6 separate regions of the Homo sapiens genome follow, and all the other regions are linked to region 3. The links are chromatin contacts, found by Hi-C or POLR2A ChIA-PET in ENCODE. All regions are on one chromosome and are shown on one strand. The core of a region is the stretch at or near the end of the contact, and the rest is flanking DNA. Distances in the headings are between cores, read along the strand shown. Region 1 holds the start of ETFA (electron transfer flavoprotein subunit alpha). Region 2 has its middle 7.3 kb from the start of PSTPIP1. Region 3 overlaps SCAPER (S-phase cyclin A associated protein in the ER). Region 4 holds the start of TSPAN3 (tetraspanin 3). Region 5 overlaps TMEM266 (transmembrane protein 266). Region 6 overlaps SCAPER (S-phase cyclin A associated protein in the ER).

Region 1 (4,708 bases), core at 691-3,190, 270 kb before region 3:
AAAGTCTTTGGCAAACCACAATGAATATCTGGAAGTAATGTCTATACACATTAGCCAACGATGTGGATAGTAAAAATTACTTAATCATTCCATTTTTTTCTGTTAGCTCTACAAAATTACTGAGTCCTAAATTCCATCCCCCACCACAATTATAATTTCACTTAGGCCAGACTTGTAATCTGTCCACAAAACTGTTTTCCAACTGCTGCATAGAGCAGCATTCTTCTGGCTCAGGTTCCTGGAATTTCCCCAAATTCATGATTTTCACTTGTTTATGTCTAGATCCCCAACCGGGAGAAAACATGTCCTGAGGGGAAGACAGGACACTAACCTGAAAGACATGGGTTTGAACTCTTTAGGGGAGGGGAGGGTCAGAACTTTTTATTAAACAAGGAATACGCACAAGAAAAAAGATGTCTAAGGCCAGGTGCGGTAGCTCAGGCCTGTAATTCCAGGACTTTGGGAGGCCGAGGCAGGTGGATCACTTGAGGACAAGAGTTCGAGACCAGCCTGGGTAACATGGGGAAACCCCGTCTCTACAAAAAAAAAAAAAAAAAAAAAAAAAAAATTAGCCAGGCGTGATGATGCGCACCTGTGATCCCAGCTTCTCGGGAAGCTGAGGTGGGAGAATCGCTTGAACCTGGGAGGCGACGGTTGCAGTGAGCCCATATCGTGCCACTGCACTCCACTCCAGCATGGGAAACAGAGCCAGACCTTGTCTCTTAAACAAACAAACAAACAAACAAACAAAAGTCTAATGTCTACAGACATCTAGAAAGAGCTCCAGCTATGCCTCAGAGAGAAAAATCCCAGGAGTGGATGGGAAAATATCCATGCCCAGAAAAAAAAAAAAAAAAAAAAAAAGGAGAAAAGGTACAAACCATCAGGTAAGTTTCTGACCCAAGTTTACCAATCTTGTTTCTCATTTCACCTAAATGTAAACTAGGAAAACTACACAATCCACAATATAAATTATTGTTACTTGACTTGTGACTGGTCAGTCTCCAAATACTCCTTTCCCACAGCATGAGAAGGAAAATATGTTTCCTATCAGTCCTTCTCACAACAGAAGAGAGAAATGTGGTTTGTCACTAATGAAACACTGAAAATGTACCACTGTCACCAGTTAACCTAATCTACAATCTGCTGGTTAAAAGCAGGTCAGCCTGAAGCATATAAAAAGACGTCTGCCTTTCAAAACTGGCTAAAGCTGTCAAATCGGATCGCAGGTTTTACAAATACAATCACCTAAATTCAGCCCTGCTCCATAAACCAGAAAGCAGAACCAGCTTCCATAACTGGCCACGCAGCCTCCCACCCCACCCCACCCCCGCCCTTGACAGTGAGTGGGTCGGAGTAGCCACGATGCGCCCAAAGTGTTTAATTCTTCCAGAAATGCCGGCCTCCGGGAGGAATCTAGGTTTGAAACTTTCCCCAACAGGGCATTCCCCGGTGACATTTTGCTCCCTCGGGTGTGGAGCAAGTGTGGAGGACCTGGCGGCCCGAAAGTGCCCAGAGTGACCGACAAAGGTGGGAAACGGCAGGGCAGAGAGTGGGCCAGAAGAAGGGGCAGCAGACGCGCAAATTCACATCATTCGGGGTCACCCTGACCCCAAACCTCTGACTTCTGCCCCGAACTGGCGTTCCGCAGGGAGTCCAGGGTAGGCCCCAGAACTTTGGACCCAAGTCCCAGGCGGGGACCGGCCTGCGGGCGCGAGGGCTGGTCGAATCTGAGGGGGCCAGTGATCTTTGCAAGACCCCATAGGGACGGCGGGTTGACGGGGGGCCGTCCCTGGGTTCGCCTTCCCAGTCCGGACTCACCGCCCGCCGGAGCTGCCCCGGAGCCGCCGCTCGGAACATGGTCTCCGCTTCCGCCGCAACCTCGGCCTTACAGCAGCCCCGTGCCCGGCCAACTGGCGCCGCCTCAGCCAGTCACCTAATGCTCGCGAGACGCGCGAACGAGATAAGACGCCCTAGGCCGGGAGCACGAGCCCGCGGTTTCCGCCTGCCCATTGGGCGGCTGCGCAGCCAATAGACGGCGGGAAGTTAGGGGCTAGACTGGGAAGTGGGGCAAAGGTGAGGCTATTCCCCGGGGACCTTCGAGTAAGCCCGGGCCGCGGAGCGGCAGAGACAAAGCTGGCCACCCGCTGATGACCGAGCTCAGACTGTACTGTCTCACAGCCCCGCAATGGTCAGCACTGCTAGAGTGAACTTCAAAACTGAGCTGACCTCGGGGTAAGGTACGAGTGGAGCCTTGCCAATTCCAATTAGATACCTTTCCTATATGCCCCTATTTCCCCCTGTATTTCCCCATGGTAGCAATTGTCACATGGGTTGTAATAACCTAAGTACTTGTCTGTGTCACCCATCTGACTGAAGATCTGTAAGGGCAGAAAGTATGCCCTTTTTTTTTTTTTTTTTTTTGAGAGAGAGAGAGTCTCCCTCTGTCACCCTGGCTGGAGTGCAGTGGCGCGAGCTCAGCTCACTGAAAGCTCCGCCTCCCGGGTTCACTCCATTCTTCTGCCTCAGCCTCCCGAGTAGCTGGGACTACAGGCGCCCGCCACCACGCCCAGCTAATTTTTTTGTATTTTTAGTAGAGACGGGGTTTCACAGTGTTAGGCAGGATGGTCTCGATCTCCTGACCTCGTGATCCGCCCGCCTCGGACTCCCAAAGTGCTGGGATTACAGGCGTGAGCCACCGCGCCCGGCCAGTATGCCCTACTTTTAAATTTTGTGTCTACCTGCAACACCTAGCACAATGCCTGGTCCATACTAGGCATTCAATCAGTATGTGTTGAATGAATAAGCAAATGAATAAATGACTGCTAATGAGTCTGGACTTTAACACGAAATTTTTAAGAGGGAAGTGGTATGTTCAGAAATTGTCTCAATTCCCAATTCAGCAACAACCTACCTTTCCAATGTTATCTAGTCTATCAACAAATCCCGTTGACTCTACCTTCAAAAGATAACCAGAATCCAGCAATATCCTCCAACACCCCTTTGCTCCTCTGCTGGTATCACCTTCACTCAGGACCCTGTCCTCTCTCGCCTGGATCATTGCAAAGCCTCCTAACTGGTCTTTCTGTTTCTGCCCATGTTTCCAGAAGCCTCTTCTCCAAACTGATGGACTGATCATGACCTCTGCTCAAAGCCCTATGGTGGCTCCCTCTCCTCCCACTGCCCTCTTCTCTCACTGTTCCCCAGATACATAGGCCTTCTTGAGCACACAAGCCTGCTCCTCTCAGAGTTTTGCACTCTGGCTCTTCCCTCTGCCTGAAATGGCCTTCTCTTGTTACCCGCGTGGCGTACTTCCTCACTTCATTCAGGTCTCTGCTCAAAAAACACATTTGCAGAAAGGCCGGCCTTAGCCTCTCCACCTAAAATAGCACCCATGCCACTCCCAGACGCCCTATCACCTTGTTTGATTTTTTTTCTTGGCATTTATCACTGCCTAACAGGATGCACATGTTTGTTTATTGCTGATCTCACTGCATTGGAGTGTAAATTCCCTGAAGCAAGAGCTTTGTCTGAACTAACAAGCACTCTAAGGGCCTTGCGCTTTTGCTCTTCCCTCTGTCTGAAATTCCCTTCCCCATCTGACAGCCCTCTTTAAAACCCAGATCAAGTGACAATTCTTTTGTTCTGTTTAAGACAAGGTCTCACTCTGTTTCCCAGGCTGGAGTGCGGTGGTGCCATCACAGCTCACTGCAGTCTCGAACTCCTGGGATCAAGCAATCTTCCTGCCTCAGCCTCCCAAGTAGCTGGGACTACAGTCATGTGCCACCATGCCCAGCTATTTTTTTTTGTAGGGGCAGGGTTACCCAGGGCTGGTCTCGAACTCCTGGCCTCAAGTGATCTTCCCACCTTGGCCTCTCAAAGTACTGGGATTACAGACATGAGCCACCACGCCTGGCCCAAGTGACATTTCTTTTGTAAGCTCTTTCTCAATTCTGCAGGATGAATTAATCCTTTCCTCTTCTTCACTCTTGTAGCTCTATGAACAAGGAGGTGAGGACCCATCTTAAACTTAAGTTGCACCCACTTCGAACACGTCTGAACTCATGTTGCCGACAGAGCTGTGGACCCCTGTCCCCCAGTCAATCTGCCTGTGGGAGGGGCAATTTAGTATTCCATGTCTCACTGCATTTACCTCCTAACCAGTCCCACACTGGACTAGAATCTGAGACCTATGGGAGTGGAAGGAAGAGGGAAGGGTACTTTTAGTAAAAACAGAAAAGGATATTTTACTAAAAACCATATAAAAAACTGGGATACAAACTAACCTCCTTCCCTACCTCCCCACCCATGACAAAGCGAAATACAAGGGGAGAGCGGCTGCCCCGCCCTGCCCCCACTGGGCAGATTCAACAGCTCCCAGGCTTGGGCAAATCAGCAGCAGCTGTTCACCCCAGAGTCTCGTTGCCCCTGGGGGTTCCTGGTGGAGCAGTTCAGAGCAGAGGGAGAGGCTAAAAATGGGCAAAGTCTGTGACACCTGACCAGACCTGTTCTGATCACACATGAAACGCCCCCTGAGGCTTTGGGATGTATCAGGGTTCTACAATCACAACCAGGTTATGTACCACAGAAATGTGTGTGCTAAGACATTTCTATTAGAAGATTTTCCCTAGAGGCATATGACTTTCCCACTCCATTAGGAGCCGCTTTGGTGGCAGGACCTATGGTTTCCTTTTATTTACTTATTTTT
Region 2 (4,561 bases), core at 1,927-4,426, 410 kb after region 3:
GAAATAGAACTTACCAATCCCACACTAATATAATTAAATGGATAAATAATTGGGAGAAGGGAAAATTCTTCCTTACGGTATAATAAATGTAGATGGAATGATGAAGTTGGAGAATCACCAACGGATGCTAAAACTAGTGGGCAAAGATGCAAAGAGAAACATGATCTACATATTTACATAGTCTCAAAGGATTTCCCCACAAGATACTTACAAATGACTAAGGGAAAAACAGTAACTTTAAGGTGGAGAAAACTGGTGGACACTACTTTAATCGAGTGATCAGAGTTAACAACACCAATAGTGGGACAAATTGACATCACGTGCCTCCTGTTATGATGCACTGAGATAGACGCAGCATCACATATGTGGTATCTTTTGCCAAAAACACATCATCTGAGTCTAATCATGAGGAAAGCACTTGACACAAACCCAAATTGAGACGCTTTCTATGAAACAACTGGCCTGCAATCTTCCAAAGTGTCAAGGTCATGAAAGTCAAGGATAGACTGGGGAACTGTCACAGAATTAAGGAGACCAAGAGAAAAAAACACAAAATTTTAAAGGACATTACAATTAATGAAATTAAATTTGAATATGGAGTGCAAATTAGACAATAGCCTTATATTGATGTTAAATTTCTTCTTCTTTTTCTTCTTTTTTTTTTTTTTGAGTGAGGGTCTCACTCTGTCACCCAGGCTGGAGTGCAGTGGCATGATCAAGGCTCATTGCAGTTTCCACCTCCCCAATTCAAGCAATCCTCCCACCTCAGCCTCCCAAGTAGCTGGGACTTCAGACACATGCCACCATGCCTGGCTAATTTCTTGTAGAGATAGGAGTTTGCCATGTTGCCCAGGCTGGTCTCGAACTCCTGAGCTCAAGCAATCTGCCCGCCTCACCTCCCAAAGTGTTGGGATTACAGGTGTGAGCCACCGTGCCTGGCCAATGATAAATTTCTTAATTTAAAAAACTGTACTGTGGTTATATAAGAGAATTTCCTCATTTTTAGGAAATATACACTTGAATAATTTAAGGGTGAAGGGATACCATGTCTGCAACTTACCCAACTAATAGAAAAAAATCAGTATGCATACATAAAAATAGAGAATAATAAAGCAGTTGAAGTAAAATTTAAACAGTCTGATGAATCTGGGTAAAACAGACAGGAGTTTTTTGTACTCTTTTCTCTGAATTTAAAATTATACCAAAATAAAAATTTACAAAAAAAAAAAAGAAGCATGAGAAAGCCTGCCTCTTCTAGATGACCTGAGGAGGTACTACTAGGGCGGGGCTTGGGAGGCAGCTAGAGAGCGAGTGCCTGCACCCTGAGGATGTGGGCTTTCATGGGGCTGGGAAGTCTCTTTGCTACTCTGGCTTCCAGCCGCTCCTCAGCTTGGTTCTACAATTTGAAGTCCTGGGAATGAGGCTTTTCCAGCTGAGCAGACAGGGCTGTCAGCAGCAACACTGTCAGGTCTACTGTGAGTCTACTGTTGAGAGTCTCAGACTCACAGAGTCAGAGACTCACCCTGGTTGTGAGTCTACTGTGGGTGAACCTGGACTAGGTGCCTTTTCATGTTATCAAACACTGATGTAGGCATGTATCTATCTATCTTTCTTTCTTTCTTTCCTTCCTTCCTTCTTTCTTTTTTTTTTTTTTTTTTTTTGAGATAAGGTCTCACTCTGTCACCCAGGCTAGAGTACAGTGGTGCAATTATACACATCTCACTGCAGCCACAACCTCCTAGGCCCAAGTGATCTTGTCACCTCTGCTTCACAGGTAGCTGGGACTACAGGCACATGCCATCATGCCCAGCTAATTTTTTTTGTAGAGACAGGATCTTGCTTTGTCGCCCAGGCTGGTCTTGAACTCCTGAGCTCAACCGATCCGCCCACCTCAGCCTCCCAAAGTGCTGGGATTACAAGCGTGAGCCCTTGCGGCTGGCCAGAATCTTGTTTAAGCTTTAAACAAGTAACCTGCTTAAATATGTAGGCTCATCATTTCTGTTTTCCAGGTGAGGTAACTGAGTCTCAGTGAGGTGAGGCTGGACCTCTTCCAACTCTGACTCCAGGGATCATCTACCCCCGCCCCCCCCACCCCAAGTTCCACTCCTTGCACAGGCTGGGGCTTCCCTACTCCGAGCCTCAGCACATGCTGCTCCCTTTGCCTGCACACGGGCCCACCACATGTCTCTGCCTATTGATTTTCCGGCCCAGCCAAGACTGAAGTTGGGGTCTCCTGCCTCTGAATCCTAGGTTTTCAGGGAAAATTAAACACCAGCTGGGCTGAAATCAAGCTTTGCTTTACTGTGAACAAGTCATTTTCCACCTGAATTAAAACCAACCCAAGGGGGGAGAGGATGCTAGAAACACATTTTTGAAGCTGTTTTGAGAGACAGCTGCCATAATGGAAACAAAACAAAACAGGCTAGAAAAGGGGTTGGGGGGTGGGAGATGGTTATGCCTTTCCTTCCCTGTCAGTGAGATCATTCTACTGGTCCCCCTCTGGGCCCTGCTACCCCACTTATTGGGCCTCAGTTTCCCATTTGTAAAATGAGAAAGTAAGGCAATAGCAGGAGTTCTCCTCCAAGGTGTATGACTGACTCACTTACGAAACCTAAAATCTATACTCCCTGGCCCCACCCAGTCAGTAGGCCAAGGTTGGGACTTGGCCTTTTGCTTTTTTTTTTTTTTTTTTTTTTAACAAAGTCCCACTTCTGGTAGGCACACTTTGTGCTGTTTGAGCACCTCCAGATAGTCCCTGCAGGCTCTTCCATCACTGCAGTCCTCCGTCCTCTGACCAGTGATCGGGTGGCAGTGGATTCCTGGGACTCACTGAGGCCCCTTCCCCATGCCCACCAGTTCCTGGGCCACCTCCCGAAGGGCCACTTTGCACCTCTTTGCTGTCTTTCAAGAATCCTGACCGGCACTCGGCTTCTGACGACTGATAATGCTTGGAAACTCAGAGTCACACTCTTGTGGCTGCAAATTAGTAAACCTGAAAGCTCCTCGTCAACTCAGGCGAGCTGTGTGAGTGGGAAGAGGCCTTAGTTTTTGCAACTGCTGTCCCTGGGGGCAAACTGAAAAACAAACTGTATCACATCCTGAAGGCCAAAGGCCACACCCTCAGCCCCAGTGGAGGACTCTGGGGCAAGGATATTTCCTGGAGTCAGAGGAGAGGAGCCTCCATCTGAGCGCCACACCCCCACCCCGCATGGGCTCTGCACTTCCTCCTCAGTGGGGACTTGCTTTTCCCTTCTTCCTCATCCTGTTTCTGCCCCAGGCCCTGGCCCCTCACTGCCAGCCCCACACTCTGGGGAGGAAAGACCCTTTTTAGCGATGGGACTCCGAAAAGTTAACTGACCTGTCTAAGCCTCAGGTTCCTTATCTGTTGAATGTGGCCGTAATGCCTCACACTGTTGTTGGGAAGATTAAGTGATACATAAGGCATGGGAAGTGCTTACAGCAGAGCCTGATGCAGCACAGCCCTAGTAGACTATTAGCGTTATTCTGGAACTCCCTTCCTGCCTCACGGGTGAGCTCTTTCCCATTAATCAAGACCCAGCTCCCCTCCTTTGGGAGGACTTCCCAGGCCAGGCTCCTCAACAGCCTTTCTCTGTTGTCTGCGCACAGCACATTTTCCCTTCCTAGGCTGCCTCCCTCACCAGACTGGCAGGGGCTGAGCTTGTTCATTTGCATGTTCCCAGACAGGAAGGCTCAGTCAGTGCTGGTGGGTGTGCTGCAGTGGAGCTTGTTCCAATCTGGGACAGGGTAAGTGGGGTGGACAGTGGTTGCCCCAGTACAGTAGGCATGTGCCTCTGGCCACCTGGAGGGACCCTACAGGTATTTCCCCCAGCAATAGTGAACCATCATGGCCAGGTGCTGGAACATCCCACTTCAGCCATGGGATGGGTGCACAACCCTACAGCCATGGGCAGCGTCATGACAGTGCATCCACCGAGGTCTAAATGGCCGACTCATGAATGCCCTTCTGGCCATAAGCTGATGGCAGGTTGAGAATTACTCCTGCAGGACAGATGCTCCCCTGCAGAAGGGAGAAGCGTGCGTCACTTGCCCTACCCCTTGGACCAGTGGCAATGCCATCTCCAAATGAAATTCATGGCAAGGGCCTCCTGGCTCTTCGAATGTCACCAAAGAGCTTTCAGACCCTCCTTCTCTCCCTCTTCTTTCCAGCCCCTGCCCCTCTTCAGAAGGCTGGAAGCTCTCGCTTTAGATTCTTCCTGGATAACAAATTAGAATCTTAGGACCCTCAGAGTGCAGTCCCGCCCTCCAGCTTGGTGTCAGCCTCACCTCTGAGAGCTATTCCCCCAACAACGTCTTCTCTTCCAGCCCCTGAGAACTTGGCTGAACTTCCTTCAAAATGGTGTTTATTCGGCCAGGTGCAGTGGCTCACACCTATAATCCCAGCAGTTTGGGAGGCCAAGGCAGGCAGATCACCTGAGGTCAGGAGTTTGAGACCAGCCTGGCCAACACTGTGAAACCCTGTCTCTACTAAAAATATAAAAATTAGCCAAGCATGATGGTGCATGCCTGTAATCCCAGCTAC
Region 3 (4,621 bases), core at 1,447-3,946:
GGTATATACTGAGTCTGCCTTATAGCTCTATGTACTGTCATAGTGAGAAAGGATCACAAAGATTAAGGTTCAAAAGCCAGATATTAGTTACACACCTCTTTTTCCAGTATTCTAGTGATCTCTCCTAGGGTCCGATCCAAAGCAGACACTTTATTGTTTGCCCATGAGCCACTGTCTTGAACTTGTACTTGTTTTAGAAGATCTTTGGCTAATCGCTGAAGCCTTTAATACCAAATGAAAGGAAAGAATGACATTAATGAAACAGACTATAATCTTCATTTCCCAAAACACTTTGAAACACAAGTTACTTTCAGTATTGGATTTGAAAATGCTTCACAGAGCATCTGAGGGGAGAAAAAACCAGACAACCAATAAAGCTAGTGTTATTTTATATTCATGACCACCAATTCATTCTTCATGGCACAAAACAGAACTAGAGGATAGTATTATCAATCTACAGGATTAGCTAGAGCAATTGATGCCTTTAGTTTCTGTATGATTCTTAAATTAGAACAGAATTAGGAAGGGGGAGAAGGCCAGAGGATGAGAGCAGAGAAAATGAGTATAAGAACCTGAGCAGGTTTTTATATTTTGATTTAAATCTTCGAATATTATTAGCTTTATAAACTCTCAGAATGTTGAACTTCCAAATGTTTGTTTACAGGCAGTTTGGGGATAGTCTGCTACTGCTCATATCATTTACTTAGACGACAGAACATTTATTTAGTTTTCACCAAGAAATACCACATTATACCTAGACTGTAAGAGTCTTCATTCAGATCACTGTGTGCATTACTTCTTTGTGGCCCCTACCTGGTACCTCACTCTTGGAGCAACCCTCCTCTGCTTTCCACTTATTTACTTGAGAATCCACTAATAGATGCTCACCAGATCTCCCCACTTTTCCCCTATATATCATCCCCGTTGCCTTAAATTTTTATCTGTGGTAGATTCCACAGTACATCATTATAATCATTTTCTTGCAAATGTCCTACATTTCCTCTCTGTTGTTCTGTTTTTTACTCTTCTTAGACAAACCCCAGCCGTGGTAATAATGTTTGTTTAGCTCTTACTATGGGCTAGGCACCATTCTCAATGTCTTGCATGCATTAATTTCTTTAGCTGGATTAATGAAAACAACTGGCAGACTTTTCCATTTCTGAACCTGGCAGGGGTGGGGGTGTGGGGGGAGTCAGACCATGCAAAATACTGGTAGGACTACTGATTCAAGATCTTATTAAATCTCCCTAGGGTGTTCATTCTCCCACTATCCACAAAGGTTTGCTTCATACATTCCCCACTCTCTTCAAAAGTCCACCCTTTCCTTTCTCTCTTTTGCTTTCATAAGATGATCCTACATTTCAAAGAGAAAACAGAAGTTATTGGAACAAGAAAATTTTCACTTTCGGCCATAAAATCTACAAGCTTATCTGCATTTCACTCATCTTCTTCTCTGTTCCTCTTATTACAGTCATTCCTTCCAGACAGGACTAATTTCACCACACAGGATGTATGCATGAGTTCTTTCTGGATCTCAAGCTCTCTCTTCTTCCTGTCTCAGGTCTTTCTGCAATGTTCTTCATCTTTTCCTTCTGAAATGCTTCCTCCACTCCCACATTACCTAGAACATTACTATTTATCCCTCAGCTCTTAGCACAAACATTACTTTCTCTGATTTGACTATTTCTTCAAAGCACTCATCATAAGAGAATTAAAAATACTTACTGAACTAACTGTTTAATGTGTGCTTCTCCTATGCAAAGCTTTACAAGGGAATTTCCTGAAGTGATAGAAATATTCTGTGTTTTTACTGTCCAACATGGTGGCTAGAAGCTATTGTATTGAACAGTGCAGAAGCAGAGTATTAACTTCATGAGCGAGGTGCTCGTCTATCTGCTCACTGCTTTATCCTTATCATGTAACATGCTACTTTTACATAAGTACACTCATTAGATATTTAATAAATTCATGTCCTACAGAGAAAACTTCTTCTTTACATTAATTTTAACAATATCCAGACCAAGGATGGTGGTTCATGCTTGTAATCCCAGCACTTTGGGAGGGCAAGGCAGGAGGTTCACTTGAAGCCAGGAATCTGAGATCAGCCTGGGTAACAAGGCAAGACCCAGTTTCTACAAAAAATAAGAAACTATTAGCTGGCAATGGTGGCGTGCACCTGTAGTCCTAGCTACTCAGGAGGTTGAGGTGCGAGGACTGCTTAAGCTCCAGAGTTCCAGACTGCAGTGAGCTTACAACACTGCGCTTCAGCCCGGGCAACAGAGTGAGACCTTCATCTCTAAAAAGAAAAAAACCCAATAACTTCATAGGTTACAAAATACTTTCATGTACATGATCTTATTTAATCCTCTCAACAACACTGTCAATAAGTATTATCCCTATTTGAAAAACGCAAAAACTGATGCAGAGCAAGATAGCCAAATAGAAGCCTTCACAGATGTCCTCCATACAGGAACACCAAATTGAACAACTATCCACATAAAAAAGTACCTTAATAAGAACCGAAAGTTGTGTGAATCACCACAGTACCTGATTTTAACTTCGTATCACTGAAAAAGGCACTGAAGAGACAGGAAAGACAGTCTTGAAATGCTGATGCCACCCCTCCCTCCTACCCTGGCAGCCACCCTGTGGTGCAGACAGAGAGTCTATGCACTTGGGAGACAGGAAGCACAGTGGCAGTGAGACTTTGCCTTGGAAATCAGTGCTAGCCTGTTACAGTGGAAAGCAACAGGACACAATTCAGCTGGCCCCCACAGAGAGAGCATTTATACCAACCTTAGAAAGCGGGGAATCGCCCATCCTAGCACTCGGAACCTGAGTTGCAGGTTAAAGTGTTCTGGGGACCTAAATAAACTTGAAAGGAGGTTTAAGCCACAAGAACTGCAATTCCTGGGCAAGTCCTGGTGTTGTGCTGGGCTCGGAGCCAGTGAACTTGGGAAGAATGTGACCTATGAGACCAGCCAGGGCAGCCAAGGGAGTGTTTGCACCACCCCTCTCTCAACCCCAGGCAGCTCACAACTCTGGTACAGACTCCGTCCCTATGCTTGAGGAGAGGGGAGGGAAGACTAAAGAGGACTCTGTGCCAGGCACAGTGGCTCATACCTATAATCCCAGTGCTTTGGGAGGCTGAGGCAAGCGGATTGCTTGGGCCCAGAAGTTCAAGACCAGCCTGGGCAACATGGTGAAAGCCCGTCTCTAGCAAAAAATACAAAAATTAGCTGGGTGTGGTGGCACACACTTGTAGTCCCACCTACTCAGGAGGCTGAGGAGGCAGGATCAATTGAGTCTCAAAGATCAAGGCTGCAGTGAGCTATGATCATGCCACTGCGCTCTAGCCTGGGTGAAAAAGCAATACCCTGTTTCAAAAAGAAGAAGAAGAAGGAGAAAAAAAGAGGACTTTGTCTTGCAACTTGGAAACCAGCTCAGCCATAGTAGGACGGAATAACTGGGCAGAATCCTGAGGCTCCCATTCCAGGCCCTAGCTCCTGGATGGTATTTTTAGACATATCCTGGGCAAAAAGGGAATGGGCTACCTTAAAGGGAAAGACCCAGTCCTGGAAGGATTTGTCATCTGCTGACAAAAGACTCCTTGGGCCCTCACGAGTTAGCAGTGGTAGCCAGGAAGCACTCGCCAAGGGCCTTGAGTGAGACTCAGAGACATGATGGCTTCAGATGGGATACAGCCCATTCCCAGCTGTGGTGGCTACGGGGAGAGACTCCTTCTGCTTGAGAAAAGGGGAGGGAAGAGTACGGGAACTTTGTTTTGCAGCTTAGGTATCAGCTTGACCACAGTAGGGCAGAGCAACAAGAGGGTTCTTGAGGTCCCTGATTCCAGGCCTTGGCTCTTGGATGGTATTTCTGCACCTGAACTGGGCCACAGGGAAGCCACTGTCCTGAATGGAAGGCCCAGGCCAGGCAGCATACACCACAAACTGAATGAAGAGCCCTTGGGCCTTGAGTGAACACTGACAGTAGCCAGGCAGTACTCACCATAGGCCTGGGGTGGTGGTGGCCACAGGAAGAGACTCCTATGACTATAGAAAGGGGAGGGAAGAGTGGTAAGGACTTTGTCTTGTGGTTTGGGTGTCAGCTCAACCACAGTAGAACACAGCACCAGGTTGATTCCTAAGGTTTCTGACTCTAGGCCCTGGCTCCTGGATGGCATATCTGGACCTGCTCGGGCCAGGCAGAACTTGCTGCACTGAACGGAAATACATAAGCCTGGCGGGTTTTGCTACCTGCTGATTGCTGAGCCCTAGGGGGACTTGAGCAAACAAAGGTGGTAGCCAGGCAGTGGTTACTGTGCGCCTTGGGCGAGACACAGTAATCTGTGCTTCAGGTCTGACCTAGCACAGGCCCAGTGGTGGGGGCTACAGGGGTGCTTGTGTCAACCCTCATCCAGCTGCAAGCAGCTCAGCACAGAGAGAGAGAGACTCCATTTGTTTGGGAGAAAATAAGGGAAGAGAACAAGAATTTCTGCCTGGTTGTCCAGCAAATTCTTCTGGATCTTATCCAAGACCACCAAGGCAGTACCTCTACGAGTCTATAAGAGCCATAGTGTTACTGGGCTTGGGGTTCCCCCAAATGCAGATATAACTGC
Region 4 (4,506 bases), core at 1,192-3,691, 490 kb after region 3:
ATTTTTCCTTTTAAAAAAGCCTGTAACTCTTAAAAAAGATAAATAAAAAATAAGTGAGAACACACGGTGCTTGGTTTTCTGTTCCTGCATCAGTTTGTTGAGGATGATGGCTTCCTGCTCCATCCATGTCCCTGTAAAGGACATGATCTCATTCTTTTTTGTGGCTGCGTGGTGTTCCATGGTGTATATGTGCCGCATTTTCTTTGTCCAGTCTACCACTGATGGCCATTTGGGTTGGTTCCATGTTTTTGCTATTGTGAACGGTGCTGCAGTGAATATATGCGTGCAAGTGTCTTTATAACAGAATGATTTATATTCCTTTGGGTATGTACCCAGTAGTGGGATTGCTGGGTCGAATGGTAGGAGAACGTCATATAATTTCTACATGCCAAGAAATAGTATTCTTCTTTTCATTTGTTTTCCAGTCATTTAGAAATGTAAATATTATTCTGGGCTCTCAGGTTGTAGAAAAACAGGTAGCTAACCGTTTTGTGCTCTTGGGCCAGAGATTGCTGACTCCTGGTTTATAACGAGATGCTATGAGAATTAATGACTTAATCATTGTAGAATACATTTCTCTTTATGGAATAAAAAATGTTATGGATGCATAAGTAGCAGTAGGTATATAGATACGTATTAAATTAGCAAAAGATGCCCTTATAATGGTCAGATTCACAAATCATGCCACATCTACAAAGAGAAGACTGATACGACTTTTGCTAATGGAACTGGTTCTATATGTGCATTTCATTCTTCACAATAAACTCAAGAAACTGAAAAAATAAAATAAAATAAATAAATAAGCCTGTAACTCAAATTAAAGTATAAGAAACACTGCTCTAATTGGAAAAGAAGAAATCACGGAAATGCCAATGTCGCCTGGGTGTTTGCCAACAGCTACTACCTCCCAGTTAGGACTCTTCACACACAAACGCCCCGAAGGACTCTGGCAATACAAGTGTGTAGCAAGTGCTTTTTAACATATAACCATCCTTTTATGAGACAGCTGTCAGGATATGAAGTTTTATCCCTTGTTGGGGGGTCGGGGGAGGAGGAAAGGATTCTTTCCAGAACAGGTGTGCGTATGCGTGGGAGGGAGGAGCTGAATGGGGAGGAGGAAGAGGCACAGTATGGTTAACCGGAATGTTCAAGGAGTGCTCTGGCGACTGTGGACAGAGCAATCTGTCCAGGGCACTCAAGTGTTTAAGGAAATGACAAGTTCAGAGAGGCAAGGTGATTTGGGACCAGACTGAGGACTTCTGCTCCAAGACCAGGGGAAGGAGTTGAACCTTATTCTACCGCTGAAGCTTCTGTTTTCCTTATTTTCAGATCAAGTGATGTGATAGAGGAAACGTTTTAAAAGATTTATCCGGGTGCAAAGTCCAGATGGGCTGGAGGGTGGAGAGACGGATAGGAACAACTTAGGTTACTATAAAAGTCCCTGATGAGATAAGGACCCAAACTAAGATGACATAAACATTCCTTTCAAAGAGGGTGTACCCCTTAAAAATTCATAAGCCACCTTTTATTGAAAGTGAACTCATCACTTTCAAAATCTTGTGACATCTCCATCATATATTTAACCAAGAGTTATAATCTCACAGTTTGGTCACCCCCATGACCAAAACAAATAGACCGATGTTCTTGGTCAATGGATTATTTGGCTCCTCGAGTTGAAACCCTTCATTTTCTGGGCTGGTGACAGTCAGCCGGTTCTCCACACACAAAGGGCGTTAAGTGGAACCCCCGCCCCGGCTCCGCAGCGTCCCCGCGGATCTGCCCGCCTCGGGACGGCCACTCGTCTGCGAGGCCCCGACAAAGAGCGCGGAACCTGAGCCTCTGGCGAAGATCCTATTTCGAGCCCGACGTCCTGCTACAGTCTGCAATAAGCGCTCTCCGTCCAGCCGGCGACTCCGGGGGGGGGAGACTGGGGCGCCTGGCACGGAGCCAGCCCGCGTGGGCCGAGCGCGGAGGCGCCGGCTGGAGGCCGTGGAGTCCCTGAAGGCCTCCCCTCGCTGTCCTCCGCGCCCAGGCTCCCGGCTTGGTCCGGCAGGGACCTCGCGAAGCGGCCTCACACCCGGCCCTCCCCTCGCCTCAGCCGCCTGAGGGCCCGCGCGCGGCCCCCGCGCGCCCGCCCAGGCCCAAGCCCGGCCCCCACGGGCGCCTCCGCCGCGGCCTCGCCCGGCCCCGCCGCCGGCCCCTCGCTCTGCCCGGCCCCGCTCACCCAGAAGATGAGGTTGAGAAAGACCAGCACGGTCTTGGAGGAGGTGATGCCGCACTGGCCCATGGCGCCGGTGGCCCGCGAAGGCCCGGCCCGGAGAGCGGGGCTGCGCTCACCGAGAGAGCGGCAATGGCGGCGGCGCCTCCTCGCTAGGAACTGCACGGCCTGCGCGGCGCTCCCCGCAGCCCCTGCGCCGTCGCGCAGCCCCGACCCCAGCAAGTGCCTCGCTCCTCCGCGCAGCCGCCGCAGTCCCCTCAGGGCTCCCGCGCCGCTCCCTGGCAACCGAGTCCCGCCCCACGCGGCCGGTAGCTTCAGCCAATCGCCTCTGCGGAGGCTGCAGTGAGGCCACGCCTCTTAAAGGAGCCAAGGCCTCAGCGCCTTTTCTTGGCCTCTGGCCGCCCTTGGACGCAGATGGCTCCCTAGGGAGGTTCTGGTGGACCAAACCCACTCTCCTCCTATGACTATGCCACCCTTATAGATGATTCAGAGCCCTCTGAGTGCTATCTTTCTACCTAGCCCATTCTCCCCTAGGAAGGTTGGAGACACTAATCTCTGCCTGACCAGATTCTCCTGACCAGGTTAAAATCTTGGCAGCACTGTTGGTGAGAAGTGCAAAGAAAAACAACAAATACTTATGGAGAAACTTATTGTACCAGGCGCTGGGCTAGACCTCAGAAGAGTCAGAGAGGAGAAAAGGCTGGTGATGGCGTTAGCAAGGCAGAGACATGTTTGTGTGGGTGAGTGGTTGGGAACAAGTTCTATTCCAGGGTAGTAAGTTTTGGACCAAGATTCGCAACGATTACAGAAACATCTCTTTGCATTGCAACATTTCACATTCTTCCCCCAATCTTGAATCCGTCATAGCAATTAATTATTGGGTGCTCACCCGGTGCCAGGCTCCATTAGTTCATTTAACCCCCACCACAACCCTGGATGGAAGGCACTATGGTTATCAGCCTCATTTTACTGATCGGGTAATTGAGGCTTAGAAAGGTTAAGAAGTTCGCCCAGAGCCACACATAGTAAGTGGTCTAGTGCAAAAAACACATCATCAGTCACACAATAAACTGCCTCTGTTTGCTGTCTTTCCTGCCATTATAATCCTGCACTCCCTCCTTGACCGCGCCCGTAAGGATTTCCATTTACTGGTCTTTATCAGCTCGCTCTCATGCAATCTCCCCCACTCATCACCTTTCCCAGGCACTCTCAGAAGTACCTGTTAATCTCAGCATCCTGTGCATTTACACCAAGCAGCAGCAACAGCCATTTATTCACTCATCAAACTTGCCGCGTGTCCCCTCTGGGCCTCACTGTTGTCGGTGGTGGATATTCCACTGTGAGCAAGACGTATCCTTCCTTCCATGGCTTACATTCGTTCGGGCAGAGGAGGCAGACCATAAACAAACGGGCAAGTGGGTATATGACATGAGGTAGTGTTAGGAAACAATTCAGAGGAAAGGAATAGAGTGATGAGAGGAGTCCTCTCTGAGGAGAGAACATTGGAGGGGACCCAAGGGAGGTGAGGGGAACAGCCCAAAGATGAGAGCAGCAAGGACAAAGGCCCAGAGACCGGAACATGATCACTGTGCTGTAGGAAGGGGAACACAGAGAGCCTAGTGTGCTGGAGGTGAGCGAGGCCGGATCACCAACAGCCTACTACGCCAGGCAGAAGCCTTTGAGCAGACCAGTAACACCATCTAAGTGTTTCAAGTGCCATTCTTGCCATACCATGGAGGTCCTAGTTAAAGAAAGAAAAATGATGGGCTCTCAAACATGATTCCCTTTGAACATCTATCTTCTTGACGCCTCTGCCCTCTGTAAATTTCTCTGTCTGCTTTGCTCTGAGTGCTTTTCCTCCTTTTCCAAAACATCCCCTTTGCATTTCTTCATCCTCATCGTGTCCCTTCTCATTTCCCTGTGAAGGTCTCATCAAGTCCTTCTTGTGCCTTCTCCTTGAGTGGGTCTCAGACCCCCCCCCCCCCCACATTACAATCATCTGGGCCACACAGACAAACTCCATCAGATTCTCTGGGGGCGAGCCTCAGGGAATCAGGTGTTTTTCAAAAACACACCAGGTGATTCGAATATGCTGTTGGGGCTGCAAACCACAGTTCTGAGTTTACAAGCATGGTCATGCCTCTCCTATCCTAAAAAGAAAAGCCTCTCACTTAAACACCATGTTTTACTTTTTCTTTCTTCTCTTAGCCAAAGTTCCTAAAAGAGTCATCTCATCCAGTGCTTCTCAGACTTTGCCTTGCGCACAGATCACCTGAGGATGCAGACTC
Region 5 (4,242 bases), core at 452-2,951, 390 kb before region 3:
AAAGAAAGAAAGAAAAAGACAGAGAAAGAGAAAGGAGAGAGGGAGGAAGGGAAGGAGGGAAGTAAGGAAGGGAGGAAGGGAGGAAGGAAGGGTAGGTCTCTGTCCATCGTGACAATCTTGTCTCAAAAAAAGAAAGAGGGAGCAGAGAAAGAAGGAGGGGAGGGAGGGAGGAAGGAAGGAAGGAAGGAAAGAAGGAGGGAAGGAAGGAAGGCCTCTTTAAGTCTTGTCCATCAGGACAAAGAGGAAAGAGGTTTTAGTGAATTGCGGGGAAATGAAGACTAGACAAGAAAGTGGCAACTGATTGAACAGAGTGGGGCATGTGTCACTAAAGTGCTCACAGAGGAGGACAGTGAGGGAAATGGGGTACTTTTCCCCTCGGAACCCCTGAGAGTCTGGGAGGAAGGGGGTGTAGTGTGAAGCTGACACTGGGTGGGGGTGGCTAAAGGTCTGCATGCATAATATTTGAGATCCCAAGACACCCTCCCAAATCCTGCATGGCCAGGAGACTGAGCTCCCCCACCCTGCAAGAGTCAAGGGGTTTGTCCTTGGGAGAAAATGAACCAGGGGGCTCTGCATGTGGGCACTGGGTTAGGCAGGGACCTGGGGAAAGGTGGAGGGCTGAAAATGAGGATTAAATGAAAATCTTTCCCCCTAAAAGTGGGACCCTCTGCCCTATTCCCCTGCCCTACTCCCAGCACAGAGGCAACCAAAATTATAGCCTCAGGCAGGAAGCTGAAAACCTGCAGTCCCAGAGACCGAACCTATAGACACTGACATTGGGAGGCTGTCCAGTGCCAGGTTGCTGCCTGGCCACCCTGTTGTTGGTGAATGCTTTTAGTTGTATGTGTTTTACGTTCATAAAAGTAAAATCAACAAAATATTAAAATAAATACACAATAATATCAGAAGGTGATAAGTTCAATGCAGAGAATTCAGATAGGCTGATGCAACTGAGTGCCTGGGGGGCTGCCCTAGGTGGTGGGTCAGGGAAGGCCCCTCTGAGGGGGGCCACCGTGTGATCTGGGACAGAGGAAGCAGCTGAGAACGCGGCCCTGAGACCAGCGCATGCTTGGTATCTTTACAGAACCAGAAGAAGGATTGCGTCTTGGGGTCAGGTCACGGGAGAGAGGATGAGACAAGTTGGTCAGGTGGGCAGGGCCAGATGGTGCACGTGCTTTGTAAGCCAAAGCTAAGGAGCTCGGGCTGTCTCCCAGGTGGGGTGGCGAACCATCGAGGTTTATGGACAGGAGTGTCATGATCTGACCTGGGTGTGGGAGAGTCCCCCTGAGTCCTGTTGGAGTGATGGCAGAGGGACACAGAAGCCACGGCTGTAGGGGCCAGAGCTGGCAGTGGAGGTGGAGGGAGGCGGGACAGCTGCTGGACTTGGGGGATGGATGGGATGTTGGGGTGGGGGAAAGGGAGGAAGCAAGGAAGGTGATTGCATTTTTGGCTCCAGCTAAAATGAGATAAAAACACTTGAGGAACAGGTTTGGAGAGACAGTGAGGAGTCCTGCTTTGACCAGATTGATTTTGCAACTCCTGTGAAAGTGATACTGTCGTGGAGGCATTGGCGATGAGAGTCTGACACCCCAGTTTGAGGGGTCAGGGCTGGCGAGGTGCATTTGCGCGGCATTGGTAAGTAGGTGACCTCTTAGGCAGGGCGCCCGGGCGTGGTATTTCTCTGTCCGCCCTCCCGACTCGCTCCGTTTAGAAGCGGTGCGAGGCGTGCGGGGAACACTAGGTGGCGGTGAAGGCTCTCCTTCCCGCGAGCCCGCGGCCGGGACCTGCAGTGTCAGACCTAAACTCCTCGTTGGCCCAGATGTCCCATGAAGGCCTTGGCGCGTGAACAGCCATCTCACCCACAAACCCAAGAGGTATCTGGAAGCCTTTCCAAGAAGCTTTCCCCAACAGAAAGTAAAACAAAATTAAAATGTGTGCAGCTTTTACAAGGCCAGGTTGCTGCCTGGCCACCCTATTGTTCATGAATGCTTTCAGCTGTGAGTGTGCTTTACCTTCGTAAAAGTAAAATCAACAAAACATTAAATACACAATAATATCAGAAGGTGATAAGTGCAATGCAGGAAATTCAAATAGGCTGCCACGCCATCTGGGAGAAAGCCCTTAAGAGGAAGCAACCCAAGTCCTCAAAGAGGTGAAAACCCCATTTTACAGAAAAGGAAACTTAGGCTGGAGAGGTGACGGGACTTGCTCAAGGCCACAGGGCCAGGAAGCCACACGGCTTGGACTGAATCGGTCTGGTCCTGGGTGCCTCCTCGTGGAGAAAACGAGCCAGTGTTCAGACCAGCGGGCAGTGACGCCAGGATGGGGTCCCCCAGGCTGGGACGGGGGCCCTGGGTGTCCTGAGGTTTCCTGTTCTGAAAGAGGCTTTCATGTTGTCGAGCACCCCTTGGGGTCACACATCTGGGCGAAGAGCTAGAACTGAATTTGCACCCAGGGCTCCTGACTCCCCGTCCAGTGGCCTTTCCACAAAGGAAACACGTTGTGTTTCCTCTCCCGGGCATCCGTGAGATGGGGGCCAGACTGCAAGGCACCTGAGACGCAGGATCGCACAGGTTGGAAAAGGCTCCGCAACCGTAAGAAGCTCTTGCGAACCGCGATGCTGGGAGATTCCTAAGGAATCATCCAGCTGCGGGAGGCTCAGCCCAGTCCTCCCCACCCCGCCCCCATGCAGGAGCAAAGCGCCCAGAGGTCAGGCTGGAGGCCCCCGCCGGCCCCTCGCCGCTGATTCAGCCTTGCCCGTCTCCCTCCGCAGTTTGAGATCCGGCAGCTGCGCGCGCACCTGGCGCAGCAGGACCTGGACCTGGCTGCCGAGCGCGAAGCGGCGCTCCAGGCCCCGCACGTGCTCAGCCAGCCGCGCAGCCGCTTCAAAGTGTTGGAGGCCGGCACGTGGGACGAGGAGACGGCGGCCGAGAGCGTCGTGGAGGAGCTGCAGCCCTCGCAAGGTAAGCCCGGGTCTCCACCCGGCCCCAGAGTGTCACGGCCGGGGATCCCCCTCGCCTCCCTCTCGCGCCCCGGGACTGTGCGCAGAGTGGATGGGGTTCCTTTCAGGTGTGTGCCCCTCCTTCACTCGTGATTGGGGGACACGCTCAGATCAGTAGCCTCGGTACTGCCTGTCAGAGCCCAGGAGAGAGCATGTAGTCCAGCCACCGACCCAAACTAGAAATGACTCGTCCCCATTTCATGCCTGTGGCCACTGGCGTGCGTTGTGTGTGGTGTCTTCCCTGTCCTCGCGGTAGCCGGAGGAGGAGGTGTGACTTTTCTGTTGTATGGCTGAAGAAACCGAGACCCAGGAAAGCCGTCCAAAGGCGCATCGCTAATAAGTGGCAGAGCCAGGCTTCCAGACAGAGGTCTGGGGCTTCCTACTGGACTACCACCTACTGGGGCCCAAACAAGTCCAGGCCCGGGGCCACAGTAGCCCAGAGCTTGAGCCTTGCAGACGGTGAGAATTCACGAGACGGTGATGTTGGTGGAGATGGGAACACGAGCGATAGCCCAGGGTAGGGTCCTGTATGGAAGGGAGTTATTTCGAGATTCAAATCCCAACTCTTCTGTCAGCCAGTTATGTGATGGGACTCTCTTGGGGCCTTAGTTTTGCCAGCTGTCAAGTAGGAGCAGTACTGAGGCTTCCTCACAGGGCTGCTGCGAGGCTCAGAGGTTTCGGGAATTGCACGGGGCCACCCAAGCCAGGAAATGGTGGTACTGGGCTGGGAACTCGGGCTGTGGGACCCAAAACCCCAGCTTCATCCAGGAGCCACTCTGCCTTGGCATGCCGTGTCCCCTGCAGGGCAGTGAGGACGCAGCCGGGCAGGCTGAGCAGCTGGGGAGGCAAGAGGCCTGAGCTCCAGCCTCTGCCACTCCTCAGCTCCATGACTGGAGGCTTCAGTGTTCCCTTCTGTAAAATGGACTCTTAACTCCAGCTCTGTCTGCCTCACAGGACTTACGAGGAACCGATGGGTGTGAGAAAGCTCTGAGGGCTGTAAGGCACTGCAACACTGCAAACAGCTTTTGGGAAACGAATGGTTGCTTTTTTTTTGGAGACAGGGTCTCACTCCTGGAGTGCAGTGGTATCATAATAGTTCACTGCCACCTCAGACTCCTGGGCTCAAGTGATCCTCCCACCTCAGCCTCCTGAGTAGCTGGGATCATAGGTGTACACCATCTCACCCAATTAATGTTTTTATTTTTGTAGAGGTGGGGTCTTGCTATGTTGCCCAGGCTGGT
Region 6 (4,544 bases), core at 1,898-4,397, 290 kb after region 3:
TAATTTCTTGCTTGCTCTAGCCCTGCCTGGCCTAAGAACACGGGCCTAAGATTCAGCCCCACCAACACCCTGTGCCAGCTGGGAGCCAGGTCCAGTAAAATAAAGGAAATTGCCTCCCCACTAATGAATGTCATATCAAAATAGTCTGTTTTTATAAGCCAAGTATCTATGAGAAGAAAGAGATCATAAAACACCCATGTGAACACGAGGATGCAGCCTCCTTATCTAATCCTTAAATCTGTGTGGGAAACCTGCCTCTTTGTGAAACAAGTTCACCACTGGGCCAGCCCAAAATCCCAGTCCAATTAGTAGGTGCCTCCCTGCCCTCCTATAGTTCTTGCCAGCCTGGACTTTTAGCATTCCTGGAATCCTAAAGCGCAATACATTTAACGAGGCAATTACTATGTGCAAAAGCATCAAGTAAGAGACTGAGGAGAATATAAAGAAAAATATAAATATATAAAGTATTGTGCTTGTCCTCAAAGAGCTAACAATCCAAGTAAATGAAGCAAACATGTAAGAGTAAAAAATAATATATGAATTAACAAGTATGGTAGGTAGTCTTCAAAGATGCCTCCCTTGGCCCCAGAAAACCACACCTGCTGGTGTTCATGCCCTCATGTAATCCACTCCCCGTGAATATGCCTCTGTAACTTGCTTTCTGACCAATAAAATGCGGCAGAAGGGACACTGCATAACTTCTGAGACTAGGTCATCAGAAGCTTTGCAGCCTCCACCTGAGTCTCTTAGAATGCTCCCTCTTAGGGCAGTCACTCTTAAAATCCAGCTGTCATGCCATGAGAAGCCCAAGCCACAAGTAGAGAGACCACACATGGGCAGCACTCTGGTTGACAGGCCCTAGCTGAATTCCCAGAGGACAGCATCCTCTACCCACTGTGTGAGTGAGCCATTTTGGACATTCCAGCCCAGCTGAGCCCCTAGAAAACTGCTGCCATGCCAGTACCCAAGCCAACATCACATCACAAAAATCACCCAGTCAACTCACAGAATGAGATAATAGGAACTAGATGAATGCACCCTAACACACAATATACACACCTGGATCTATTTCTATACAGATATTAAAAACCGTGAGTTTATACTGATTGATTTCAATCCTAAGCCACGGGGCTCATTTTAGCCTTTCGCTTTGCTTGTCTGAAACTTCTTTCTCCAACATAAGATCCCCAGTTTTCATTATCTACAACTTATTTACTTATCTGTTCAATTCTAATATACACATAAAGTAGTTTCAAAGTTGCTAACCCATACTCCTATGAGAAACACATTTACTAACTACATTACAGCATTTACGTATGGTTCTTATCTTTAACCTTACAATATCCAAAGTACTGTTTGCCAAAATCATGTAATTAGTTCTCATCTTCACCTGGGAGTATGTTACTATTTGCCTTCCAGTTTGGATTCTCCCCACCCACTGGTTAATTTTTACTCTTTTGGGGAATATGTGAAGAAAAAGCAATACATTATTTTCAAATGAAGGAAATTAATGAGTAGCATCACTTCAGGGAAAGAAAAAAAAGTCACTATAGTACACTCTAGAGCAAGGGTCAGCAAAGATTTTCTACAAAGGGCCAGATAATAATTTTTTTTTTTTTATTTTAGGCTTTGCAGGCCATAAGACCTCTGTAACAACTACTCAATTTTGCCATTTTATGTGAAGCAGCCATAGTCAGTATGTAAACAAACAATGTGGCTGTATGGTAAGAAGCCAACTGTGAGATAAACAGACACATATTACTTGTCATTTTGAAATAAATTCAAATTACTAAAAAGTTATAAATTCACACAAAGAATATCAAACATACCCTCACACATTTTTTTCCTGAAGCATTTGAGAACAATCTGCAGTTATACTCCTTGGCAGTAAATACTTCACTATGTATTTTATATATGTAAGGATACTATCCTATATCACTATACTATAACTAACAAAATCAGGAGATTATCACTGATACAGAATTATTATTTAAATTACAGCATTTACATTTCACCAACTATCCCATTAATCTCTTTGACAGTATAAAATAAAGTTGAGAAAAAGATATAAGCCCAATTCTCCCAGAAGCTCTGCAAACCCCAAAGAGGATAAATACGAAGAAAACCACACTTAAGCATATCACAGAAAAACTGATGATAAACTGAAACAAAGAGAAAAATCTTGAGTACAGAGGAGAGGGAAAAATCAACTCATTACCTTTAAAGCAACAGCCATAAGACTGACAGCCTTGCATTGTCCAGGAAGTGATAAAAGTAATAATTTATAATAAACTCTAATAAATTGGTAACTTATTGCCTATTTAGTGGTATAGTAGGGTCAAAATCCTGACTGAAAACGGTTCAAAACAGAATGATGAGAAAAATGGGGATACTGAGTATTAAGATACTTTGAGTTTCGTCATAAAGGAGAACAAAGAAATAAATAAACAGAATGGATTTTTAAGATGAGTGATAGTATATCATACTTTCATACTGATGGGGATGATCCAGTACAGAGACAAATTGTGTTATGGTAAGAAAGAGGGAATGACAATAGGTGCTAAATCTGTGAGTGACAGGAAACAGGTTTCGGTACAAAAATGAATCAACTCGCCAACTAATATCCAACTACCAGAAAAACAAAGACTATATTCTTCTACTCTAATTCTCTGTGATGAGAGTCTAACCCAAATTTTCCTCTCCAGAACTTGTCACTTTTTACGTCTTTAATGTAAACATCCGTACCCATATTCCTTCATTCCTCTGACCTTACCCTGAATATCCATGTGTCATCTACTTACCTGACTCATTAAGGTCTTTCACTGAAACTCATTTGTCTATGATCACTGTCCAAACCCCATTCAGTGTCCTGTAGATTTGCAAAAGTCACTTCTCTACTCATTCTCATACTTTCCAATCAATGTAACACCAGAAAACTTCGTCCTTTAGCTTAAGCACATCTCCCATTAAGTATTGGTCAGTTCTATCTAACTTACACTGGCATCTATCATTTAGCATTGTTCTAACCAAGGGTATCACTATTGCTTCCAGGCCAAATGAACAAGTATAAATAGATGGCCTACTTTTCAGCTCTACTTCAGATAATTCCCTTACACAATCACAGAACATCCTGTGAGACAGAGAGAGACACTGAGTGTGTGTGTGTGTGTGCGTGTGTGTGTGTATATCAGGTCAGAAAATTCACTATGCCATACATTACATTCTAAGTCAAGAGTCTTCACAAAATAATGAGTTTCCAAGAACTAAAATGGATAATCACAAAATAGCAATGTTGTAACACTAGACCAGAAAACTTCAAATCTAACATTCTTTACTTCCATAAACATTTCAGCTCCACTATAAATTTTACCAAGTTAGCTCTTTTGTATTTAGTACATATACACAGACACACATTCAAAGAAAAACCACTAGCTCAAGACTTTGATTTTATTCTTAATTCCAATACTTGATAAGCAAAAACATTATAACTACTCATCTTACTACAAGATCTGATTGAAAATCATTTTTCATTTTAAAGCACAGATGCTTTTTGTAATACATGCTGAATGGATTCCTTTTAGTAAAAACCCATAAATTCTAATGATTTTTAGTAGTCCAGTTCTTATAAAAATGTCAGTAGTAATGTAAATAAAATAGTTTTAAGCATTTTAATATCAGTATCAGGGTTTGAAATGCAATACATGGTTCTGAGATACTTCATAAAATAGATGTCTATTTCAAACAGTATTTTTTTTTAACCTAGGTTCTTTTCTCACAGGAGTCTTCAACAAAATATGTGTATTTTCATCCAAAGTCACAGTGTGCCACCTAGTGCTGTATGGAGATTTTACAGAGGCCTGTTCAAATACTTAATGTTTCAACTAAAAGTATAAAGATCAGCCTTCAGTGAAAGTTTTTATGTTCAAATCTTACAGTACATAATCTAAGAAAGTGTTTACAATAGTTACCAAAGAGGCTAGGTACTTCTGAGACTTGCTCCCAAAGAAACTTCTTTCTCTTAGGTTTAAAATATCTAAATAATTTCAACAACTTTCCCCATAATCTTGAAAAGGTTACAAGTACTGTTTACTAAATGTCTATGTATCTGTCTCCATAAAACTTTCTACTTTATACAAGTTCTTCAAAATCCATTCATACCACTATCTGCCCATAAAATGAAATTCTTGTATCTTTTTTCCAATGTTTTTCAGCTTTCTGAATAATTCAGAAAAGAACCTTTCTCTTAAATTCCCACTACTAACGCCCTTAATACTTTGGGTAGCATGAAGACAAGATTACTAGTCATGCAGCTTACCTGAGAAACCATGTAACTAGTACAATTTTCCTAATATTACAGAATGATAAGCTGGAATCCTGTTCAGTAATTTACGATAACTTTATCAGTTTTTACCAATATTTCACACCATCTAAAGGTAAAACCATAGATGAACTAAGGATGGCTAAACTATTATAAGGGGGAAACAACTTCTCTCTTGTATGAGCTACTCTGTTCTGGAGTCTCTGTTATAGCTCACTAGCCTATA

The links. A loop is a pair of places that touch in the nucleus more often than their neighbours do. ChIA-PET counts read pairs that join two places held with the same protein, here RNA polymerase II (POLR2A). Pooled maps may share reads with other maps.
Region 1: a loop to region 3 is called in a map with no recorded cell type, with 14 times the contacts of the local background. The contact joins the promoter of ETFA here to the enhancer-like site in region 3. A Hi-C loop is called at or near these places in 2 of 37 single-sample maps with no recorded cell type and 5 of 50 pooled maps.
Region 2: a loop to region 3 is called in a map with no recorded cell type, with 36 times the contacts of the local background. The contact joins two enhancer-like sites. A Hi-C loop is called at or near these places in 1 of 37 single-sample maps with no recorded cell type and 3 of 50 pooled maps. POLR2A ChIA-PET finds 5 or more read pairs at or near these places in 1 of 52 experiments (HEK293).
Region 4: a loop to region 3 is called in a map with no recorded cell type, with 4 times the contacts of the local background. The contact joins the promoter of TSPAN3 here to the enhancer-like site in region 3. A Hi-C loop is called at or near these places in 1 of 37 single-sample maps with no recorded cell type and 3 of 50 pooled maps. POLR2A ChIA-PET finds 5 or more read pairs at or near these places in 2 of 52 experiments (IMR-90 and activated T-cell).
Region 5: a pooled map shows a loop between it and region 3 (4-fold over the local background). The contact joins two enhancer-like sites. A Hi-C loop is called at or near these places in 4 of 37 single-sample maps with no recorded cell type and 8 of 50 pooled maps. POLR2A ChIA-PET finds 5 or more read pairs at or near these places in 1 of 52 experiments (activated CD4-positive, alpha-beta T cell).
Region 6: a loop to region 3 is called in a map of Right ventricle myocardium inferior, with 2.5 times the contacts of the local background. The contact joins two enhancer-like sites. A Hi-C loop is called at or near these places in 1 of 168 maps with a recorded cell type or tissue (Right ventricle myocardium inferior), 7 of 37 single-sample maps with no recorded cell type and 12 of 50 pooled maps. POLR2A ChIA-PET finds 5 or more read pairs at or near these places in 1 of 52 experiments (Panc1).

The regions. Positions count from the first base shown.
Region 1 is chr15:76,309,529-76,314,236 of GRCh38, forward strand. ETFA (electron transfer flavoprotein subunit alpha) reads right to left here and starts at 1,941. Exons shown (of 12, transcript NM_000126.4): 1 at 1,822-1,941. The coding sequence starts at 1,860. RefSeq lists enhancers at 1,193-1,693, 1,694-2,194, 2,404-2,453, 2,514-2,563 and a cis regulatory region at 4,125-4,546.
Region 2 is chr15:76,985,580-76,990,140 of GRCh38, forward strand. No RefSeq gene overlaps it. Among named protein-coding and RNA genes, the nearest start is that of PSTPIP1, 7.3 kb to the right of the region's middle. RefSeq lists an enhancer at 2,793-2,952. Within about 2 kb of position 3,177, at least 10 of the 41 ENCODE cell types and tissues checked have a DNase peak (open chromatin) inside an H3K27ac peak, as active enhancers do.
Region 3 is chr15:76,574,063-76,578,683 of GRCh38, forward strand. SCAPER (S-phase cyclin A associated protein in the ER) reads right to left here. Exons shown (of 32, transcript NM_020843.4): 23 at 96-222. Among named protein-coding and RNA genes, the nearest start is that of MIR3713, 10 kb to the right of the region's middle. RefSeq lists enhancers at 1,513-1,562, 1,573-1,622. Within about 2 kb of position 2,697, at least 7 of the 41 ENCODE cell types and tissues checked have a DNase peak (open chromatin) inside an H3K27ac peak, as active enhancers do.
Region 4 is chr15:77,068,668-77,073,173 of GRCh38, forward strand. TSPAN3 (tetraspanin 3) reads right to left here and starts at 2,442. Exons shown (of 7, transcript NM_005724.6): 1 at 2,225-2,442. The coding sequence starts at 2,287. RefSeq lists a silencer at 1,909-2,608 and an enhancer at 2,749-2,808.
Region 5 is chr15:76,189,195-76,193,436 of GRCh38, forward strand. It overlaps TMEM266 (transmembrane protein 266), which reads left to right. Exons shown (of 11, transcript NM_152335.5): 9 at 2,774-2,963. Among named protein-coding and RNA genes, the nearest start is that of ETFA, 120 kb to the right of the region's middle. RefSeq lists a silencer at 903-1,056 and an enhancer at 1,838-1,907. Within about 2 kb of position 1,702, at least 5 of the 41 ENCODE cell types and tissues checked have a DNase peak (open chromatin) inside an H3K27ac peak, as active enhancers do.
Region 6 is chr15:76,863,089-76,867,632 of GRCh38, forward strand. The region is part of intron 2 of SCAPER (S-phase cyclin A associated protein in the ER); the gene reads right to left. Among named protein-coding and RNA genes, the nearest start is that of SCAPER, 40 kb to the right of the region's middle. Within about 2 kb of position 3,148, at least 2 of the 41 ENCODE cell types and tissues checked have a DNase peak (open chromatin) inside an H3K27ac peak, as active enhancers do.